Linked DNA regions of Homo sapiens: region 1 is linked to region 2. The links are chromatin loops, found by intact Hi-C in ENCODE. Cell type or tissue: PC-3. All regions are shown on one strand. Each heading gives the region's core, and the rest is flanking DNA. Links, peaks and the distances in the headings are about the cores only. Region 1 has its middle 39 kb from the start of LINC01708. Region 2 has its middle 86 kb from the start of PLPPR4.

Region 1 (11,914 bases), core at 2,452-10,451, 350 kb before region 2:
AGAAAAGAGGGGTTTTTAAAGATATATTGTCAAACATGTCAGAGCCTGAGGCAGATAAGAACTAAGAAGAAACCACTGGATCTGAAAAGTAGAAAGTGTCTGATGACTCTTGGGGTAATGGTTGGGGCCAGAAGAAAGACTGCAAAAGGAATAATAAGTAAAAGTAAATGTAGCCCTGCCATGTCAGAAAACTGGCAAGATAGATGGGAGAAATGGATGGTTATTTCCAGCTCTCCTAATCTTTTCATTCTCTCTACATGGAGCATTTAGAAAAACAAAAACAAAAACCAAACAAACACATATCCTTTCATCAGCTGATTGCTATGCTGCTTGGCAGGGTTGTCACAATTTAAAGATCAGGACTTAGTCTTACATGGGAGCAAACACTTCTTTGTGGCAGAAATTCATTAGTCTTGCTCCCAGTCGGCTGGTGACAGAATGGGCACTAAGGTTTTCTTCTTGGAGGCTGGGAGTGTTGCTTCAGCATCACTGAGCTCATTATTCCTTTACTTTCAGAGCAAGATGAAATTAAGAGGCCAGCTTGTTAGGAAGTCAGTTCACTGTGTCATACAGATCTAAGAGGAATGTTGGAGCAAGTGCTGCTCCTGAAAAACATACATGGTTATTGGAGTAACAAGCAGAATTCTGTTGATGTTTGCTTTCCTTAGAAAGTAGAAGAAATGGATCAATTATGGCAGGGTTCAAAGCTCTCTATAGCTGAAGAGAAATATCTCCAAGGGCCATAAAAATAAAAAGACAGTTTGTTCATATCAATCCCTAACATAGAAAAATATCACTGGCTACATTTCCAACTATCTATTTCTACTACAGCCTTCAAAGTGGGGACTGGGAATCTCGTGCTTACTTTGAAGAGGCTTGAAATGATTGCCTCCTTTTGCAAAAATCTTTAAATTGAACAATTATTTTCAAGGCAGATTGTCTATATTGAGTCATTCTGCAGAACTAAAAAAAACTTAGTATTTTAAATGCATTGTCGTTTGGAGCACTTTAAGATTAAATAAATCGTTATCTTGGGTGATGCAATATGAAACCTTGAGTAGAGGTCAAAGAAGTTCTATGACATTTACAGATGTTTAAAAATAGTACTTTAAAATAGAGAAAACTATGAATTACCTTTATTAACCATAGTGATATAATGAATAATGGCATCTACCAATAATCAATCTCAAACCGCAATTAGTCACGACACAAGGTTCAATCTCTCACTAAGAGCAAATATTTTACTAGAGTAGCTAATAAATAACAAATTGATATGATTCCACTTAAAAAAATCATGTTTCAATTTTGATAAGGATGATTGATAAACAATGATAAACATTTATAAACCTTGATAAACATTGATAAAAATGTTTCATGTTTCAATTTTGATAAGGATGATTTGTAACCTTCTCAAAGAATTGTTATTAGAAGGTAAGAGGTAGGGCAAAAGATTTGAATAATTTGTCCATGTAACTGAGGCTTGGCTAAAATAGCATGTAATGTAATTAAATTATTTAGTGAACACATTGGTGGTGGTGTACAGCTTTTAGGACTTTAAGGGATATGAAACTTTTCATTTTCCCTTAATTATAATTATTCTTGTACTTATATTTCTATTAATTTATCTGTAAAAAGGAATTTAAAAATCTTCATATAATACTGTAGAACGTCATTAATCCGTTATTGAAGAACAGGAATATAATTATTAATTTATCTTTCTTATCCTTTTATTTATCTTTACAATGTTTGTTTAGCTGTGAATTTAAAAACCTTTAACTGATTCTGCTGTTAGCTCTAAGGGCCAATAATTACCTTCTCTTAGAGATGCAGCTTAAGTTATTTATCATAGTGGAATTAAATGTTGCCTAATTAGATTCTCTTGATTTTCTCCATGGGTCATTCTTAGACAGATGACTGAAGACCTCTTGTTTGAGGACACATTGGCTTAGCATGCAGTGTCTGACACAGGGCCCCGACACGCAGAGAGTAGGCGTGATTGTGATTTTGAGTTTATATTCTTCTGAATGGACTTTTTTTTTTTGGCTTATCATTTTTTTCCAAGTTAAATCTAATTTGACATAATTTTATAGACAAACAAGATTCCTATGTTGCTTATCATTTGTCTTTAAGTATTAACCAACTTTGCTTGGTGATGTTGAAATAGACTCTAGAAGTGAGCAAATCACCCCAGAGTTTCCTCAGGTGCTATTATTTTTGGGGTGCTATGTGAAGAAATAAAAACAAACTCTAAAACACAAGCCAGGTGTGCATACAGCTCTAGAATGAAAAGGTATTTCTGTTATTTCTTAGGGCAAATTTTACTTTTTGAGGATCTGTTTATTAGTATTTTGAGTATTAGTCATGAACTTAAAATATAAGTATAGTAGGCTTATAATTACTACCCACTAGTAATTTCTTTTATATTGAGACAGCTTCATTTGTACTGAATGTATAAAATTAATAATGATATACATGGATACTTAATTAAAAACCAATTACTGAGTTATTTTTATTTATTTTGACAATAGGAATTTATTCCAAAGCTTTGCATATGTGAAAACACGGATCTCCTCAGGGTGTTGTTGGTAGTCTAGACATAATAATAATGTAACTTGTTTGAGAAATCTTGTTCTTCTATGGGCAATCAAATACATGATTACTGAAGAAATCAAGTATTCAGAATCAGTTTGTATTGAAACAAACCCTCTATAGTCCCAGCTTACAGATACATTAAAATTGTAAGTCACAGAGTCCAAGTCTATTTTTTATTGGAAAGCTTAAACCCCAGACTTATGATAAGAATTTTCATAAAGGAAGCTGAACTTTATTTCTGGAAATATCAGATATTGTAGTTTGTGTATTTATTTTGGTGAGGCATTTCTTAAAAGGGAGCCATTTCTCAAAATTAACTTTTAAAAATTTCTGAATCTTATTTTGCCTCTGTATTAAAGGTGTTTATCTCTCATTTTGTTACAGAGATAAAAGATAAAAAGGACAGTTTTAAACATTATTGATTTCAATATTTAATTGACCTAGACAATTTACATTGATGTCACTAAGAATTATGCATCCACCTCTGAACATAATTAATTTATGAACTGTTAGAGTGTCATTTTTTATTGAGTAGTTGTTAAGAGTTGAACTGTATACCTCTAAATTCACATGTTGATTTCTTAACACCCAGTACTTCAGAACAGAATGTGACTGTGTTTGGAGACAGGGTCTTTAAGGAGATAATTAAGTTAAAATGAGGTCATTAGGGTGGGTCCTAATCCAATATGACTGTTGTCTTCATAAGAAGAGGAGATTAGGAAACAGACATAAACAGAGGAAAAACCATGTGGAAACAACGGGAGAAGACAGCCATCTTCAAGACAGAGAGAGGGCCTCAAAAGACAACAACTTTGCCAATACCTTGATCTCAGACTTCTGTCTTCCAGGGCTGTGAGAAAACAATTTCTTATTTAAGCCAACCAGTCTGTGGTACTTTGTTATGGTAACCTGAGCAAGCTATTATAATACAGTTACAGCTATAGCTATGGAAATTCTAAGGCCAATCTCTGTCCTCTAAGAGGTTGTATGAATTCCAAGCCCTGGCAGTTGTAAATGTTATCGTAGTCAGCTTCTCTGTCACCTGGTTTATTTCCTCTGACTCCTTGTCAGGTAGATAGAGAGAGAGTGTTGCAATGGATACTGAGAATGTGATGCATCCTGGTTCATCCGAACTCTGAATCTACTTTCCCTATGGCTCCATGTACTTGTGTGTAAGAAGTCAGGTTGCATGGACACGTGTGCATACCTGTATGTGAGGGTGTATGTGTGTATTGAAGAGAAGTTAGAGTATAGTACTGCTTAAGAGCATGGACTCTGCAACCAAATGGAGCTGAACAGCTCCACATTTACTGTGTACTATTGGGTAAGTTATTTAACCTCTCGGGGCCACAGATCTCTCATCTAGAAAATGGGGTCAGTGACAGTTCCTACTCTCATAGGGTTGTGGTGAATATTAATTGATTAAAGTATTTAGAATAGGGCTTGACACACAGTAAGAGCCAGGTCAGGCATAATGATCTTTATTTCATAGGGCTACTGTGAAGACCAATTAAATGATACAGTGGGTTTGAAGTACCTTACATGGTGCCTGGAAAGTAGTAGGCACTAAACACCTGTTGTCTTATTTTTCATCCTCAATATTCCCATAATCTCAATATGGTATTAAGGTTATACTCTTAACAAGGGCACCAAGGTGTGGGAACTGCAAAGGCACTTTAAGATCAACTGATTTAACTATTCACAAACAGGTGGAGGATGGTGAGGCACATCAGAACACAGAACTACAGTCTCCCTGTTTTCTCCTTCCTTCCATGTTGATGTAGTTTGGATATCTGTCCCCACCAAATTTCATGTTGAAATGTGATCCCTAATGTCGGATGTAGGGTCTGGTGGGAGGTGTTTGGATCATGGGGACAGATCCCTTATGAATGGCTTGGTGCCCTCCCCATGGTAACAAATGAGTTCTTGCTCTGTTAGTTCATGTGGGAGCTGGTTGTTGGAAGGAGCCAGTTTCTTGATTACTTTCAGTGAAAAAATAAAAAATAAAAATAAAATAAAGGAGCCCAGCACCTCCTCTCTCTCTTGCTCTCTCACCTGTGACACATCTGCTTCCCTTTTGCCTTCCACCTGATTTAAAGCTTCCTGAGGCCTCACCAGAAGCTGAGCAGATGCTGGTGCCATGCATGTACAGCCTGCAGAAACATGAGCCAAATAAATTTCTTTTCTAAGTTACCCAGTCTCAGGTATTCCTTAACAGCAATGCAAGATAGACAAATACATACATCAACATGTTGTCTTCCTATCATGCATCCTTTTTTTTCTCTCCCCTGCCTCTCACATGAGGGAGAATCTCATTTAATACAATCAGTGGTTGGTGGTAGATAGAAACTGGGCAGAAGAAACCAGATGTTAGTAAGGACTTGGCAACGGTTTCATTGTTCTTACAAATGTGAACATGTTTTATTTTTCATAGGATTATGGCCATCAGCCTTTTAGAAACTGATGACTTAAGCACTAAATCTCTCCTGGTTCCTTCCCTGCCCTTTCAGTCTCTTCTATACGACCTAATTGATTTGCTCCTCTTTGCCTACCTTTCCTTACTCATTAATGCGAGGCTTTCACAGTTAACCAAGGGAAAAGTGCATCAAACTCTCTTTGTACTCTGAATCTGGAATTGACATATCCCCTCAGCAGCATTTTTGCATAGTGGCTCATTTGCTATGAATTTCTGTTTTGCCAGTACAATTTCATTAGCCAATTAATTTCCATTTTAATCTTTTATGACCCTTACACATTGCAGATGAGTAAAGGGGAGTATATTGATAAGATGAAGAATTTTCAAGCTATATAAATCCAGTCCACACCAATTTCAGCCCTCTTTCAAGGGAATGCAAAACTCTGATAAGACTGAGAATGACTCCAGAAGAAAAGCTTGAAAGTTTTATAAGAGACCAGATGGTGGCAGCATAGAATGTGTGAGAAAAACTCCATGAGCAATGTTAAAAACATGATACAAATATGTTGTAAATAGTAGCAAAACTACTAATTATTGATGAGAACTAAGATAGAGAAACTGGTTATAGACATGCAATGTAGTACCAGAAATACCTGAATTTGACTCTGTGTTCCTACGTGTCGGCTGCGTGAACTTGGGCAAGCCAAGTAGCTTCTTTCTCTAAGCTCTGTTTCCTCATTTATGAAGTGGGAACATTAATAGTTACGGGATTGTTTTAGGATTAAGGGAGATAATGTATGTTAAAGACTTAGCCCTTCCTAGCAAGGATATTGTAGGTACTTACAGAGAGAGAGAGAGAGAGAGAGAGAGAGAGAGAAATTTAACCATGTCAAATACGAACATCATATATCAAAGGAAAGTTTTTGTAACTTTTTCTAAATCAGTAGGATAACGAGAGGAACATGGGAGCAGTAGTCAGTCCCTATGTGCAGGTAAAAAGGAGATGCATTGTCCCTAGAGAGTTTAAAAATACTAACAATGTCAACTAAACTCAGTCTACTTTTTATAATCACCATGAACCAGCAGCTCCAAACAATGTCATGGTAAAAAAACTCTTCTTTATGGGAACTTTACTGTTCCTAGCAAACTGAAATTTTCGTTATCGTTTTAAGCATTTTAAGACCCTTTACCCTCTGCTTCTGACTTATCTGCCTTTTATGCTTTTCGCTTCCTGAATCCTTTCCAGTCCAACGGTACAAATTGTTCAATGGAGATGCTTTGCATATCCTGCTTCTCCATTTTTTAATCACACCATTCCTACCACCTGAAATGCCCTGTAATCTCCTTTTCATTTATTTATATCTTACTTTTCCTTCGTGGGTACAGCTTAAGGGCTACATTCTCTGGGAAGCTTTCCTCATCTGCTGGATCCTCCAAGGACATATCTCTCTTTTTGTGTACGTAGCTATTTTGGCCCTTAGCATCTGCTATCTTCTATTGAAACATATTGCCCCTTCCTTCCAATGTAAAGGAGGAGCTCATTCACAGAGTTGATATTATTTCCGTAATCTAGCCCAGCTTTAGGTTTTGATATCATCTGTACACTTGGTGCTTACAATTGTGTTTGGAGTTCAAGACATTCTGTCACAGAGTGAACATAACTAGTGGGTATCTTCAATTTTGAACTTCCTTTGAGATGCGTATGCTACCTTAAATAGTGTACACAATGTAATATTAATTAACATTTAGACATTTTAAAAGGAAGAAATAATGATTACCTTGTGGGTTTGAGGGCAAATGATTGGAGCCTGTATTTCCCAGAACCAAGATTAATATGCAAGGCCCCATCTGTGAGCTCTAAATTCCAGATTCCATTGATGCTGTTTTTCAGTCATTTTTTCCATGAGACCTGGAATCTTTTCATCTCTTCTTAGCTGGTGTAAAACTGAATGTATATTTTAGCATGTGGTGGCCACTCCCTTGGTGAAAAAATACTGGGTCTATGAAAAATGCTGGGTCTTCGAACTTGAGCTTTAACCTTTTGTCTGTATCCTAACCAGCTACTATAAACAGAATGCTGTCAGCATTTACCTGTCATTGGAGAAAGTAAGTATAAAATATCTTCCTTCACATCTCATATTCAACAAGATAGCCATATACTGCCAAGTCCTTTGTGAAAAAATTGGCCAGATCCTGGGATCAGAGGCTCATTCTCCAGAAGTGCAGAGATCTCACAGGTTCTGGTATTCTAAGGGAGTGCTCTGGGAAGAAGGAAGTACTTCTGAGCTGAGTTGGCTCCTGGTCAGAAGAAATTCTGGACAGATGGTTTAGTTTTACTTCTCTCAGACTCTTGTGAAGTTGGACCTGGGTGTTTAGCCTCTTTAATAATCTTTTGTAATTACGTGGAGGTGGGTGAGGAAATCTTTGTCTCATATCATTATTGATTAGAATTACTATCTTTGTTTCAGGAATCTTGTTTACAGAGTGGGCTAAAGTTCTTCATTACCAAAAATGCAGAGTGTAGCAAGGGGAACATGGCAGAGGTCTAGATATTTGAAACACTTGGCACAGCACATTCCCCATGAACCCAAGGAACAAAACTAGGAACAATGCTAATAGAGCAACATAATAGTTCAACATAAATGGGAGAACTTTCTAACAATAAGTTGTCCATATATAGGATGAACTATCATGTTGATACTGAGTTTCCCATAATGTGAGATATTTACAGAGGTGAGAGTGCTGTGGGGTATTCAAGTATTGGTGAATGATGTGAATAAATGGATTCAAATTCTTTTTCTTACCTGGAGTCTATAGTTCAGGGATTTTGCCGTTTCTTTTTCCAAATCTGTTGATTACAAATGAATAAACACATGAAAAGCAAATTATTGTATCCTTTTTTCTATTCTTTTAATTATTGTAGATGGTATTCTCATCTCCTAACATATACTAATTAGAGACATGGAAGGAATAAGCCTCTAAGTAGAAAAGTATATGATATTAAAATATTAAGAGTATGAAAAATTACATGGGATTTTGGAAATGCACAGAGTTTTACTTATTTGTTTTTTTTTTAATTTGGAAAGAAATGCAGTCTTGTAATGAAGTCTTAGGTGGCATGTGAAATGAGAAATCAAGATTTTGGCTCTCCTATTGGGCTTTTCTATCAATGGAAACTTTATTCCTGTATTGAACAATTCTTTTCTCCTAACTGGCTCATCTCATGGGAGAGATTTAATGAATAATTGATGGAAGGCACAAGTGCTCTATTACACCTTCTATTCAAGGAGAAAAAGATACGAGCCTCTTTAGGTGTATTATATGCAGATGCTATGTTGGCAATTTCCTGTATGACAAGAAAATTAAAATAGACTCCCCACTTCTTCTTTAGAGTGGGGTTGAACATAGGAACTGCAGTGAGGTGGCTTGAAGATCTTTAGAAGGAGGGTAGTTAAAAGCTTTCCATATGATGTTCAAATCACTGAGTCTGAAAAAGAATAATGTGTAATTGTATCAGTCTATGTCCAATCAGGAGACAGAAACTGCACAGTGATAAGTAATTTGAACAAAGTTAAATATATAGAATTGTTAAGTATAATAATTTGGAGTAATGGGGTTTGGAGTAATAAAGGGTTAATTAATATAAAGGAAACAGAAGTTTAAAGAATACAGAATAGCACATATAAGAAGCAGCTACTACTTCCAGGGCTGAGATAGAACATCCAAAAAAGAGCCTGCCCCTTGCCCCAACCCCTGGGGGTGAGACACAAACCTTGTTGGAGGACACAGTTATGAGTAACTAGATGGTGGAGAACTCACTGGGGGGTGCTGCACAGGTGGAACTTGCTGGAAATCTGAAGCTAGGGTTCCAAGAAAAGATGCGAATGAGGAGGTATCTTACTAGGAGTATGTTGCTACAAATCATGCAATGGAGGTGCCAGGAAACTATGCTGGCTGTTTCCTGCTGATCACTTTTGGTTTTATCTATTTTGTCTTTTTGCTGTTGTTGTCCTCAATTCCATTGATTTCTGCTCTTTTACTTGTTATTTTCTTATGTTTGGTTTGAGATTATTTTGGTCTACTTTTTCTAGTTTCTAAAATTGAAAGTGTGGATCATTGATTTGAGGTTTTCTTCTTTTTTAATTATTTAGTGCTTATTCACAATAACAAAGACATGGAATCAACCTAAATGCCCATCAATGGTAGACTGGATAAAGAAAATGTAATAGATATACACCATAGAATACTGTGCAGACATAAAAAAGAATGAGATAATGTCCTTTGCAGGAATATGGAGATAGAGGCCATTATCCTTAGCAAACTAGCCCAGAAACAGAAAACCAAGTGCTGTATGTTCTCACATATAAGTGGGAACTAAATGATGAGAACATGTGGTCACAAAGAGGGGAACAACAGACTGTGGGGCCTGCCACAGGGTGGAGGGTGGGAGGAAGGAGAGGAGCAGAAAAATCACTATTGAGTATTAGCCTTAGTACCTAGACAAAATAATTTGTACAACAAACCCATAACACGAGTTTACCTATATGACAAACCTGCACATGTACCCCTGAACCTAAAATAAAAGTTAAAAAAAAAGCATGAGCCTTTTAAGTGAGGGAAAGGAAAGTTGAGGTGGCTATAATAACATTATGTAAAACTCTATTTCTGATAGAGTGTCTTCTTCTGAAGTCTAATTTGTGTAATATTATTATAGCCAGCTCAACTTTCCTTTGATTAGTGTTTCAAGGTATATCTTTAACATCCTTTTACTTTAACCTATCTATATCTTCTATGTAAATGGGCCTTGCTTCTGTTATCCAATCCAACATGTTCATTTAATTCATATGTTTAGACTGTTTGCAATTAGTATAATTGTTGACAGGCTTGTACTAAAATCTGTTATCTTGCTAGTTGTTTTCTATCTTTTTTTCCCCCAACCTTTTGATTTCCTTTGGAGTGAGGATTTCTTATGACTTCATAAAATTCTTATATGCTTTTTATATTTAGCTTATTACCTATACTCTTTACTGTGGTTTGAATGTGTCGCTTAAACTTTGTGTGTTAAAAGCTTAATCCCCAATGCAATAATGTGAGAGGTGGAACCTAATAAAAGGTGATTAGGTTATAAGGGCTCTACCCTCATGAATAGATTAATGTTGTTATCACAGGATTGAGTTAGTTATTTAGAAAGTGAGCTTGTTAAAAATATGAATTTGGCCCCCTCTTGGCCTTTTTCTCTCTCTCACCTTCTCTTATCCTCTCATCTGCCATGAAATGATGCAGCAAGAAGGCCCTCACCAGATACTGGCGCCTTGATATTGGACTTCCCAGTCTCTAGAACTGTGAAAATACATTTCTTTTCTTTATAAATTACCCAGTCTGTGGTGTTCTGTTATAGCAACACAAAATGAACTAAGACACTCTAGTATTTACTACATATATTTAATCAATTATACACTACCTTTAAATTATATTATACAGGTTAAAATAATGTAAAGACCTTACAACAGTATATTCTCATTTTTTCTAATTCTTTGTGCTATTGTTAACATATATTTTACTTTACGTGCACCATAAATGTACAATTCACTGTTACTATTTTTTTTTGCTTTAGAGAGCCAACTGTCTTCCAGAACTTTTAAAAATAAGAAAAATAAATTTAATATTCATCTTTATTTGTCTCAATTTCAGCATTTTTTATTTCTTTGTATAGCTCCTGGTTTTTGTCTGGCATTGTATTCATGCTTCCTGAAGAACTATCTTTAACATTTTATTATAGTACTTGTCTGATGGTAACAATTTGTCTCTTTCTACATGTCTGAAAAAGTATTTTTGCTTTAGTTTTGAAAGATATTTTAATTAGGTCTAGAATACCTGGTTGACAGCGTTTTTTTCCTTTTCTTTTTCTTTCTTTTTTTAAATTTCTTTTTTATTTTTATTATACTTTAAGTTCTAGGGTACATGTGGACAACGTGCAGGTTTGTTACATATGTATACATGTGCCATGTTGGTGTGCTGCACCCATCAACTCGTCATTTAACATTAGGTATATCTCCTAATGCTATCCCTCCCCCCTCACCCCACCCCACAACAGGCCCCGGTGTGTAATGTTCCCCTTCCTGTGTCCATATGTTTTCATTGTTCAATTCCCACCTATGAGTGAGAACACGCAGTGTTTGGTTTTTTGTCCTTGCGATAGTTTGCTGAGAATGATGGTTTCCAGCTTCATCCATGTCCCTACGAAGGACATGAACTGATCATTTTTTATGGTTGCATAGTATTCCATGGTGTATATGTGCCACATTTTCTTAATCCAGTCTATCATTGTTGCACATTTAGGTTGGTTCCAAGTCTTTGCTGTTGTGAATAGTGCCGCTATAAACATACGTGTGCATGTGTCTTTATAGCAGCATGATTTATAATCCTTTGGGTATATACCCAGTAATGGGATGGCTGGGTCAAATGGTATTTCTAGTTCTAGATCCCTGAGGAATCGCCACACCGACTTCCACAATGGTTGAACTAGTTTACAGTCCCACCAACAGTGTAAAAGTGTTCCTATTTCTCCACATCCTCTCCAGCACCTGTTGTTTTCTAACTTTTTAATGATTGCCATTCTAACTGGTGTGAGATGGTATCTCATTGTGGTTTTGATTTGCATTTCTCTGATGGCCAGTGATGATGAGCATTTTTTCATGTGTCTTTTGGCTGCATAAATGTCTTCTTTTGAGAAGTTTCTGTTCATATCCTTCACCCACTTGTTGATGGGGTTGTTTTTTTCTTGTAAATTTGTTGGAGTTCATTGTAGATTCTGGATATTAGCCCTTTGTCAGATGAGTAGGTTGCAAAAATTTTCTCCCATTCTATAGGTTGTCTGTTCACTCTGATGGTGGTTTCTTTTGCTGT
Region 2 (11,914 bases), core at 1,294-9,293:
TGCCTATTCCACTGGGTGCTGCTGGTGATGCACTGGGCAAATGCAGGGCAAATAGATTCTGGCACTCTACAATAAATTGGGGGGAAAAGGTACTCTCATTTTTTTTTCCATTAAAGATAAAATCAGGTATATTTGAGTGAAATATATCTTTTACTTTTGACTTTCTGCCTTCTCCAGAATTCAAACAAGGACAGTATCAGAAACAATTCTGAGTGACAGTATGTTGTACTCAAAAATCTTCCCCTACTCAAATTCAGAAATCTGTTACTAGATGTGTGTGTCTACCTGTCCTGTGTTTTAGAATTAGCTTCTCTTGGAAGTTCCTTAGTCCTTTAAATAGTTAGGTTTCCAAAGGTCTGTTTGATAAGTTGACCAAATATACATGTTGATATGGTTTGGCTGTGTCCCCACCCAAATCTCATCTTAAATTGTAGCTCCCATAATTTCCATGTGCCATGGGAGGGACCCAGTGGGAGATAATGGAATCATGGGGACAGGTTTTTCCCATGCTGTTCTCATGATAGTGAATAAATCTCATGAGATCTGATAGTTTTATAAAGGGGAGTTCCCCTGCACATGCTCTCTTGCTTATCACCATGTAAGATGTGACTTTGCTCATTCTCCTTTGCCATAATTGTGAGGCCTCCCCAACCATGTGGAACTGTGAATCAATTAAACCTCTTTCCTTTATAAATTTCTCATCCAAAATATATATAAAACTCAGGCCAGATGCAGTGGCTCATGCCTGTAATCCTAGCCCTTTGGGAGGTTGAGGTGGGCAGATCACTTGAGGTCAGGAGTTCAAAACCAGCCGGGCCAACATGGAGAAACCCCATGTCTACTAAAAATATAAAACAATTAGCCAGGTATGGTGGTGGGCATCTGTAATCTCAGCTACTTGGGAGATGAGGCAGGAGAATCGCTTGAACCTGGGCGGCGGAGGTTGCAGTGAGCTGAGATTGTGCCGCTGCACTCCAGCCTGGGCAACAGAGTGAAACTCCATCAAAAACAAAACAAAACAAAACCAAAAAACCCAAAAAACTCAATATGCAACAGTAAGGAAACATAGAAATCAATTTTTAAAATGGGCAAAAGCTTGGACACTTACCAAGAAGGTTATAAGGATGGCAAAGCAGCATATTAAAAATGTTCAACATCATTAGCCATAAGTGAAATGCAAAGTTAAGCATTAATGAAATACCACTGCACACTTATTAGAATGCAGAAAATAAAAAATACTGACAACACCAAGTGCTGACGAGGATGTAGAGCAACTAAAACTCTCATACATTGCTGGTGGTAGTGAAAAATGGTACAGCTATTACATAAAATGGTTTGACAGTTTCTCATCAAGTTAAACATGTAGTTATGACTCAGCAACTCTGATTTTTTGGGAAAAGAAAGCTTTCGTTCAAACAAAAACCTCCACGCAGATGTTAATATAGTAGCTCTCTTCATAATATATTCCCAAAACTGGAGACAGTGCAAAAGTCCTTCAGTGAGTAATGGAGGAAGAAACTATGATACCTCAGTACAATGAAACACTACTCAGCAATAAAAAAGAACAAACTATTGATTCAGATCAGAATTTGAATTAATTTCAAGTGCATTATAATGGGAAAAAGAAGTTAGTCTCAAAAGGTTGCATATCACATGATTCCATTTATATGAAATTCCCAGAAAGATAAAAGAAATGGACAGGAGATCAGTGGTTGCCAAAGATTAGGGGAATGGAGTGCTGTGATTATAAAGAAATGACACCAGGGAGTCTGAGGTGATAGAAGGAACTCTTTTCATATCCTGATAATGGTGGTAGTTATTTGAATCTATAAAAGTATCAAAATTCAAAGACCTGTACAAGAAAGTCTGTGACTATATGATAATTTAAAAAGCAAAATTAACATTTTTTAAATCCCATGCTTACAACTTACAAAGATCTGGATGAGTTTGTCAGGTTCTAGCTATAAGGAGCTTATACAATAACATTAGAGGTATTTTCTCTTGCTCGACCTTACAGTTAAAAATCTAACCAGGCCTCTATGTCTCCATGTGTTAAATCTATATGTTAAACATTGTTTGTGTAAGCTATATTTTCTTCCCTTTACCTGTGTTGGCTTCATTTTGAAAAGCTCTCCCTATAAGATGACAATAACTTCAGGTTTATGTTTGCCCTACAAGCAAAAAGAAATTATCTCTGGCCAGGTGTGGTGGCTCATGCCTGTAATCCCAGCACTTTGGGAGGCTGAGGCGGGTGGATCACCTGAGGTCAGGTGTTTGAGACCAACCTGGCCAACATGGTGAAACCTCGTCTCTCCTAAAAATAAAAAATAAAAAATAAATAAAAAATCAGCCGGGCGTGGTGGCACGCTTCTGTAGTCCCAGCTACTCGGGAGGCTGGGCTGAGGCAGGAGAATCACTTGAACCCGGGAGGCAGAGGTTGCAGTGAGCCGAGATTGCACCATTGCACTCCAGGCCAGGCAATAGAGCAAGATTCAGTAAAAAAAAAAAAAAAAAAAAAAAAAAAAAAAAAGAAAGAAAGAAAGAAAAGAAAAGAAAAAGAAAAAAAGAAATTATGTCTTTCTCAATAGCTTCAGAGTTCTCTGGGAGGAAACAATTTTCTTTGGCAAAGCTATGACCCATGCCCATTCCTCAATGTAACATTTGGCAAGGAGATAGAGCTTTCTCTTTGTCTAGGCATCCGTTTTATGTCCACTGTTGAGCCAGCCCCATTCATTTCCAGGCAAGAATGAAGTAAATGAGGTTGACCAAAGGCATGCTGGACAGACATAAAACATATGTCATCTCTCTTGGACTTAGTGCTGGGGAAGACACTTAACTTTTCTTTGTCTCAATTTGACCACGCAAAAAGGTAGTAGTAATCATACTTTCTTCAAGCAATGACAACATCTATCCACAAGTAAGCTGGATTGCAAACTGGCTGCTTTATTTCTCCCGGTCATCATCATAGGGTGTTAGAGATGGTTAAAATGAATGAAGCAACAGTGCCATAGTATCTACATTTCATGCCTATAAAAATCACAAGATGCTAGTAATGAAAGGGTTCATGAAGAGTCACCTGCCTCAGTCGTCTGATTTCAGGAAAAGTTATACTTGCACATTTCTAGGAAGAAGAAAAAAAATACATGTTTATGATTTTCATGGCATAGTATTCTATGATAACTCTTGGTAATGTTTTACCACCTTGATTCCATTCTTAGGAATCTCAGAAATGTCTTAAACTCAACTAGTCTTTCATGTTATTGCTTATATGAAATAACATGAAAACTCACATCCCATTTTTATATCTTTATTAATTTTTTAAAAAGGAAAAATATAGCTGGTCACTCTATTTTTAAATATCTTCATATATGGTACTTGAAAATGTTATTGTCATAAATTCCTCCACCAATCATTTGTTCTCCATACGCTAAACTCTTGATCCACTAAATTTTCTTTACAAGTTGCATTTTTTTAACACTTTGAATATATATATTTTAACTCTTCAAAATTTCTGAACAATCTCTTTCAGGGCAGCAGAAATCTGAGCTCTACCCATTTTTTCAGTAACAACTAAAAACTCCAGAAATGTCTTCAGAAGACGAAAGGAAGCATGTATCTGGAGAAAAGGTTATTCCAGGATTCTGAGGGAGTCCCAACACTTTCCAGACCATCTGGCTGAAATCTAATTGCTAATGAAATGAACAGATTTTTTTTTTATCCACAAGTATAGCCTGAAGGGGAATTAAGCCAGGATTTTCGAGAATGCCTGGCACAAAAGAGCTGTTGTCAAAGAAAGCTAAAAAGGATAGTGATAATGATAGTACATTAAACCATACAAAATATATATTTTCATTTGCTTTTGGAGAAGAGAGTTAGGGCTGCTTGTATAATGAATTATTATTACCCACTAAGTCAGCTGCACTAATTAGAATCAATTTAATTTCTCAAATCTATTATAAAAAATGAATACTAGCCAGGACTCAGATTTTTTTTTTCCTGAAAAAAACTGATACTGTAGCTTTAATTGTGCATGGAACTGAAAAGGTTGTCATGGAGATGGGAATCTGTGATAGGCCTGCTCCACTTCGCTGGCCTTGTTCTGAGCCTGAAGTGGAAGGTTCTATTGTTAGAGTAGGTTTTCAATTTCTTGCAATAAAACCTGTGTTTAGATTTTTTTCAGTGCAGTTTTGTTCCTGCTGCTATCTTTTGTTTCATGAAAACAGTGAGAGTGCTTATAATGACAATAATGAGACCATTTTAGAATATTCTATTTGTGATTGTTGGGGAGCACACAAAATGGTGTCCAACAAACTCTGATAGTCACTGCAGGCTCCTGCAATAGTTTGGAAACGTTTGCCACCTAGTGGCGGCAATTGAGAAATGCTGAGAGATAGTAAACATTGTTACCTTTTGGCTAGTAGGAAGCAGAAAGAAGAGTATAACTACCTCTATAAAGAGATTCTTCATTTCTTTTTTTCCTTAAGATATAGAACAATTCCGATTTCCCATCCTTATTTCGTTATTTAAAAAATAATATTTTAATGGTATTTGCTTATTTCATTTAAATATTGAAATTACGGACATAACATTGTTTATATCTTTCTATTATATTTTAACAATTATAAAATCTAAAGTAATATCCTGGCTTTTATTTCTGACTTTTTTGACTTCTCTTTTTTTCTTGACCTTGGGGTTTATAAATTGTGTTTTATTTTTGAAGGACCAACTTTTGGTCTTCTTTATTAATTTTATGTTTGTTTTCTCTTCATTGGGCTTCTGCCTGTGTCATCTTTTTCTTCAACTTTCGTTGGATTAATTTGCTTTTCTCATTGCTTCTTCAGATAGATATGTAGAGTGTTGATATTCAATATTCTTTTCTAACATATGCACATAAGCCTGCACATTTTACCTAAGCATAACTTTAGTTATGTATTTTGATATGTCAACCATGTTATCATTTATTTCCAAACATTTATTTCCAAACATTTTCTAATTTTCATTGTGATTACTTGTTTTCGCAACCGTGTTTTAACACCTATATACATGATAGCAATTATTAAGGTTTTTTTCTGTTTATCTTTTTGTTACTGCTTTCTAGTTTAATTCTACTTTCTGCAGAGAATAGAACCTCCTCTGAGATTTAAAATAAACAGATCCATCAAACAAATTATTATTTAATAGACTTCTGGCCACTATTTACACCTGGTGCTTCTCTTCATGCTGTTGCTTGGAATACCTTTAAGGATCAGCTAACATGTCAATTACCCAATAAAATATTGGCCAATTCCTTCTTTTGATATTTCCTTAATCACAATTAATTTCTCCTTCTATTGTGCTCCCACAGCCTTTTGTTCTTACTGCTATTACAATACCGCTTCCATTGCATTATATCTAGAGGTAAGCGTGTGTGTGCGTTTAGCCATCTTTTGCCAGATTAAGAATTTCCTTGAGAGAAAAATGCTTTATTACTTTTTTATTCCTCTGTACCTACATTACTAGCAGGGGTGTGGTAGGCTTCCCATAAATATTTACAAAATTAATGAATTGTCTGCCTTTTACTTTTCAGCCCCTCCTGAACCATTCTGCTTCCCGTTACCTTTATTCTTTTTATTCCTCCTCATTAGGATGGTGTCCCCTGCTACAGGGCCTTTGCAAATGGTTTCGTCTGCCTGGAATAACATTCTTTCCTTCCCTTTTTCACCTGGTTAACACGGACTCATCCTCTGGTTCTCAGTTCAGATATCTCCCTTTGAAGGAAGTTTTAACCCAGTCCCTGACCAGGAAATTCTCCTTATTATACACTTTCATTGTATAATATTGTTATTCTTAGTGTTCATAACATTTTTAAATTTTTCCACAAAAATAATTATAAAAGAGAAGTTATAAAATCAATCTGAAAAAAATTTAACCTTATTTAAAAAAAAACACAGACCAAAACTATTTGAAGGGAAAAATCCTCATTTGAATACTTGAGTTATTGCAAAAATAATCTCCCCTTAGCCTATATATACATTGAAAACACTCCGTTATGTCTCTTGGTGGAATTTTCACAGTCTGTCTTCAGTCAGTAAATGCACAAACAACCCTGAGCACATGTGTGGGTCATTATAGTGAAGAAAACACAGGCTTCAGATTCAGATCTGGTTTCCAATAGTATGGCTATTTCAAACCGTGAGATCTTGATCTTAGAATTTCGATTTCTTCATCTGTTAAATGGGTTTAACAAAAATCGTTTTATAGGACAGTTGGAAATATTAGCACACCCTTATTTTTTTTAAATCATCCTTGTTAATTCTTGCTAACCAAAATGTGCTAGGAAAGCAAAAATAAATAAGATATCGTCCTGGAACTCAAGTAGACTCGTGACGGAGTTCAATACATAAATCAATGATTATTACGATGAGAGATAACCCTGAGAGGTATGGATAATCCAGGACCGTGGACAGGTGGGCAGTGTGGTTAAGCAGGGATGGGTCCCCCAGTGCTGTCAGTGGGGGTAGGAATAAGCAGATGGTGTTGCCAATCTTCTCTTATATTAGAGGCATATTGGCTAATACATGTTCTAGCACACTGGTGGGGCAAAACCTTGTATCTTTCCAGACACTGGGCGCACGATTTAGGGCATATCTTTTAATCTCTATGTGCCTCAGTTTTGTCCTCTGTGATGATAGTAGTAGCTAAAACTTACAAAGCACTTACTAGGTGCCCGACACTCTTCTAATTGCTTTATGTATCTTAATTCCCTTAATCCTTACAACAACCGCATTTTACAGAAAAGGAACCAAGGACTGATAAAGTTAAATACCAAGTATCTTGCCCAAAGTCAAAGAAATAATTCAAATGGCAGAGCTGGGATTCAAACTCAGGCAATCTTATCTCCAAAGTTTCATGCTGAACCGTAACTGACTCTCTATAGTGCAATGAATAATAATAATGGCTACATATCCAGCACTAACCACATGGCCTGCACACAGGAAGCATTCCATCGATTTTGGCTTTGATTACTATTAGTTAACTCTTTAATTTAAAGTATTTTTTAAAAATTTAATTATCCAGGAAATATTTCAAAATCTTGTTTCTCTGGTTTTTACCAATAGATGTAAGCAGATTACTAATCATGGGCAATATTTTTGACTTTCAAGAGCCCTCTTGTGGAAAAGTATAATAATCCAGGACAGCATTTTTATTTATCTAAGGATTGTCATATATGTGAAAAGAAATCCTAAATGTAAAGAAAATTCATTATTTTTTCAATCTGGCATCACACTTGGTTTCACTGAATGTAGGAAATATATTATTGATGACTCACATTATGAAATTAAGTAGGTAAAACATTGCAGTGCTGTAAAAAATTAAAAAGCAATTCCACAGAAAAATTGAAATCCATTTTGTAAGTAACCGCAGAGCAAACTGCATGGCTTAACAAATAGTTCCTATTAACTTTTAAAATTGTCAGAAAAATTCTAAGTTAAAACATTACAGGTAAAAATCTACTTATCTAAAGAAAATAATTACAACATTAGCATTTAGTATGAAGCGATAGTATTCTTTTCTTTTGTGTCATTTATTCATTTTAAAACAAGTTTGACTAAGGAATTAAACTTGAATAAGTAATAACCCTGAATATGTTTAAATATGCTATAGTGTTTAAAAGGTTCTTAGAGCAATTGAAGATAAGAACTGATTAAATATTAGTGTCTAGATGAATCATTTATTAGATGACTCTATTGTGAGAATTAATGCATGCCTTTTACCCAGGAGAAAATATTCCCCTGGCAATGAGTATTTATTTGTCTCTAATGTTCCCTGGTTTGTTATTGCAGAAATGTGTATCACAGTGACTTTATCTCTACTTTCATTTATAAAATGATGCCGCTATCTGCTCTGAAAGCAGGGAGACAGCTGCACTTTCTAACTCATGTTTCTGAATCATAATGAGTGGTCCTAGCCATGTGCTTTTTTCTTGTGTTTTTTTTTCTTCTCATCTCCACTCTAAAAATAGAGATGATATGAAAAACCTGCAGTTCTTTCCAAATGAAATTTTATGTGGTCAAAGGATCTTTTAAATACAAGCTTACTATTTAAGTAATTTTCAAACCTCATCAATTTAATTTATTAGGAAGAGCTCAATGTTAACTTCTAATTTTCTTCCAACAAAGATATTTACTGAGCATCTATACTGTTATTCAGGTAATGTACTAATGTTTTATGGCCATTATCTCTTATTATCTTTACAATAAAAAGACACCATCAATCAGGGTAGTTAAGTTTCTCAAGTTCCTAGAAAAAGTAAATGCAAAGCTGAGACTGGAACCCACACCTGTCTGACTTAGTGGTTTCCCAGCTATTTGTCAATGGCTTCCTTAATGCCTTAGAGACCAGGAAGCATCTCGGGTGCTTCCAAGTTTTGGGGAAAGATGTGAGAAGTGTCTGAGCAGGTATAACTTGGGTTTTCAGCATGTTGCAGAGAAATTTTTTAATGTTTCACATTTTGAGGTTCTCTGAAATATTTCATTTGCAGAAGAGTAAAAGAGTTCTGCAACTAAAAACAAGATGAATACCACTCTAACTACATATACTTCTCTCTTAATTTCTATTTCTCTGAATAGGGAGGGTAGAAGTTCCCTTCAGTGACTTTATTTCCTATCACCACCATCCCCCTTTTCCATCTTCCTGGCTTTCACTACAGGTTTTCTCTTGAGTTCTGATTTAGCTTGCTTTAGTATAACATACCCAAGTATATTACAGCTCTGAAGCTCTACCCATGTTTCTCTTCCAGCTACACTTGAGATGCAAGCTAGAGAATGAAGAGGTAGGGCCTAATAGGAAGAGGAACCCACACCTGGGTTCCAAGACCAGGTGGAATATCCAGCTAATATTAACCTGTTAGTTATCTCTCAGAAATCTATTTCCCCATCTATAAAATGGGGATAATAGCATTCATGTTATTTTGAGGATTAAATGGACTACCCCATGAAATTCATATATTAAAGTGCTAAATGAAAGTTAAAATATTAATGTTCTTTCTCTGTGTGTGTGTGTGTGTGTGTGTGTGTAAGTGTGTGTGTGTGTTCTGAGACAGGGTCTCGGTCTGTTGCCCAGGCTAGAGTACAGTGGCACAATCATAGCTCACTGCAGCTTCAAACTCCCTGGCTCAAGCAATCCTCCTGCCTCAGCCTCCAGAGTAGCTGGATTATAGGTGTGCAACACCATGCCTGACTAACTATTTTTATTTTTGTAGACACCCTGACTGAAAATAAAATATTAAAATAAATAAGTAAAATTACTGGTAGGAAAGTCTTGGGGCTACAAGTAAGCATGGGTTGGAGAAGCACCTTAAATGAGACTGGCAGGAAGGCAGAATCCTGGTGACCAGGTTAAAGAATCTGGATCTTATCCTAAACATCTCTCAAGTATCATTTTCTCAGGTCCTTTCATCTTGATTTAGTTCTGATGGAACTAAAAGAGTATAGAAACCTTCTGTCCCTAAGAAGAAGAAAAATCCTAAATTAAACTACTCCATAAGGGAGACTAGTAATTCAAGGAGGGGCTAAATGACTTGTTCAGTGCTTTCCTCTGAACCACCAGTATTGCTGAGTATTTCCCATGAGCCCCCTAAGTTCTTTTCTAGTGCTCTAGTTTACAAAATATGATTCCATGGCTAAGTGTCTGATTAGGCTCATAGAGAAACCCCATAGAGGCATAGTTCGATATTGCACTAAATGCAGTGACAATAAATTTACTTAGGAAATTTATTTTATTTCTCTTTAGTAAAGGGAATAGTTGCTTTTGCTATCAGAAGACTGTCACTTTCTTCTAATATTCTAGTTCCTGATACATCTTCAAGTAGAATTTCTTTTAAAGAAGACTTGTGCATGGCAGTTTTATTGCTTGGAAGCTCAATTTGTTACTGGGATAAACCCTGAGTAAAACAAATGGTATGTTTTCTGAAAAGCCTCACAGCTATAGTTTTTCTTCCTGTGTATGTCAAAAGAGATGAAGCTAGAGAAATAAGCAGGAAGACAACCTGGTTAAGATGGCTTAGAAATCTCAACATTTAATGTCATTTACCATTAGCAATGGAACTAAATATATCCAGAAATTATGTTAAGAAGGTGAATTGAATTAAAAATTGAGGTAGTAGGAAGAGAGAGAGAGAAAAAAAAAGAAAGGAAAGAAAGAAAGGGAAAAGGAAGAAACTCAGTTTTTACATAACTACATCAAAAGACAAAGCATCCTACCCTAGATTTGTATAGTGCATGAGAAGCTTTGAAATTACAAAAACAGATATTAATATAGCTCTCACTATTGAGTAACTACTAGGTGACCAGGTATTTAAGAGTATTATCTCTGATCTTCACAACAACCTTTCAAGATAATTATTATTGTTTATTTATTTATTCATTTATTTATTTTTGAGATGGAGTTTCGCTCTTGTTGCCAGGCTGGAATGCAATGGTGCGATCTCGGCTCACCGCAACCTCCACCTCCTGGGTTCAAAGGATTCTCCTGCCTCAGCCTCCCAAGTAGCTGGGATTACAGGCATGCACCACTGCGCCCGGCTAATTTTTTGATTTTTAGTAGAGACGGGGTTTCTCCATGGTGGTCAGGCTGATCTTGAACTCCCAACCTCAGGTGATACGCCCGTCTTGGCCTCCTAAAGTGCTGGGATTACAGGCATGAGCCACCACACCGTGCTTCTAGTTAATTATTATCTCCGTTTTATAGATAAGACTACTGAGACTTCAGGCCAGGTAACTTTCTCATAGTCACAGAGCTAACAGGTATTGATAATGAGAGTCAATCCTCTTCTCCATTTTATGATAGAGCCCACATTTTTTTCTTCTGCTGTAAAACCTCTAAAGAAGGCCTCAAATGTGACTACTACTGTTAAAATCAGCCACAGGAATTTGTGTTTTGAGTGCTACATTAAACAAACAAATAATCAAATACACCCACTTCCCATCTCCAGTAGATGTCTCTATCCAGGTTATTTTGTGTGATCTCTACCTCTATCCCTTAGGAGCATCCATTATCACGGCTACCATCAGGAAGTGTAACATGGAATCTCGAGTTTAAGATCACTTTCAACCCCTTGACTAGTAACTATCTTTCATAGGTAGAAACACATTTGTTGTGAGCCATTACGAGGAAATGTAACTGACTCCCAGGTCGCCAGAGATAGGCAACCAGGTAGGAAGTGATAGCAAGAGAGCTACAACTTCAAATCCTAATCACTTTCATTCATAGCAGATGTAAGTTTCAGGACGGCAGCCTGCAAGATTCTTTTGGGTAGTAAAGATAAAATCACCCACATAAACCATGGATTTGCCATCTGGAGTGTATTCTTTGGAACTGGTATATCTGAGTTAAAAAAAACTCCTTGGCAAAATATTGCTATCCTGTTGCCATAGTCATAGTTACATTTTTTTCCATTTTATCATGTGTGTGCTTTTTTTTCTCCTTGACCTATTTCTGGGATGTATTTTAAAAATGGAAAGAAAATTCAAGTTGATGTGATAACAGCATCTGGTTTCCCAAATTAAACAAGTTACCTTTATTACCTTTATATTTCCACCTTATTTTCCTTTAAATTATTAGTAATAGAAGTATTTTGGTATATGTTTGGATTTTAAAATTTAGGTGAATATATTTTGAATCACATTTCTAAAATCAAGTTGATATTCCTGAAGTAATTTATCCATTGAAGTTGCTGAGTATGAGTCTATTTCTGATATTAGAAGTAAAAAAGATATAGAAAATGGTATCTAAATATTTTAATTAGACAAATACTTATGAAAAGATTTAGCAAAAATATTTGTGAAACCTATTTTCAGTGGTTTTAATTTTTGCTTCAAGGAACTTTTAAAACATTGAGATCATTTTGTTATTTTTGTCAGATAAGAAATACTTA

Evidence for each region. Peaks named below come from ENCODE experiments on the same cell type or tissue, not always from the same donor. Only the 100,000 strongest peaks of a DNase experiment are listed, where the experiment ranks them.
Region 1: a loop joins it to region 2, with 9 times the contacts of the local background. A loop is called at or near these places in 14 of 110 quality-filtered maps.

The regions. Positions count from the first base shown.
Region 1 is chr1:99,520,900-99,532,813 of GRCh38, reverse strand. No RefSeq gene overlaps it. Among named protein-coding and RNA genes, the nearest start is that of LINC01708, 39 kb to the right of the region's middle. In PC-3, for the core only: CTCF peaks have their summits at 5,310 and 5,511 (motif pointing right); no DNase peak of the experiment used is centred there.
Region 2 is chr1:99,172,905-99,184,818 of GRCh38, reverse strand. No RefSeq gene overlaps it. Among named protein-coding and RNA genes, the nearest start is that of PLPPR4, 86 kb to the left of the region's middle. RefSeq lists a silencer at 769-936. In PC-3, for the core only: CTCF peaks have their summits at 4,148, 4,352 (motif pointing left) and 7,164 (motif pointing left); a DNase peak (open chromatin) is centred at 4,348.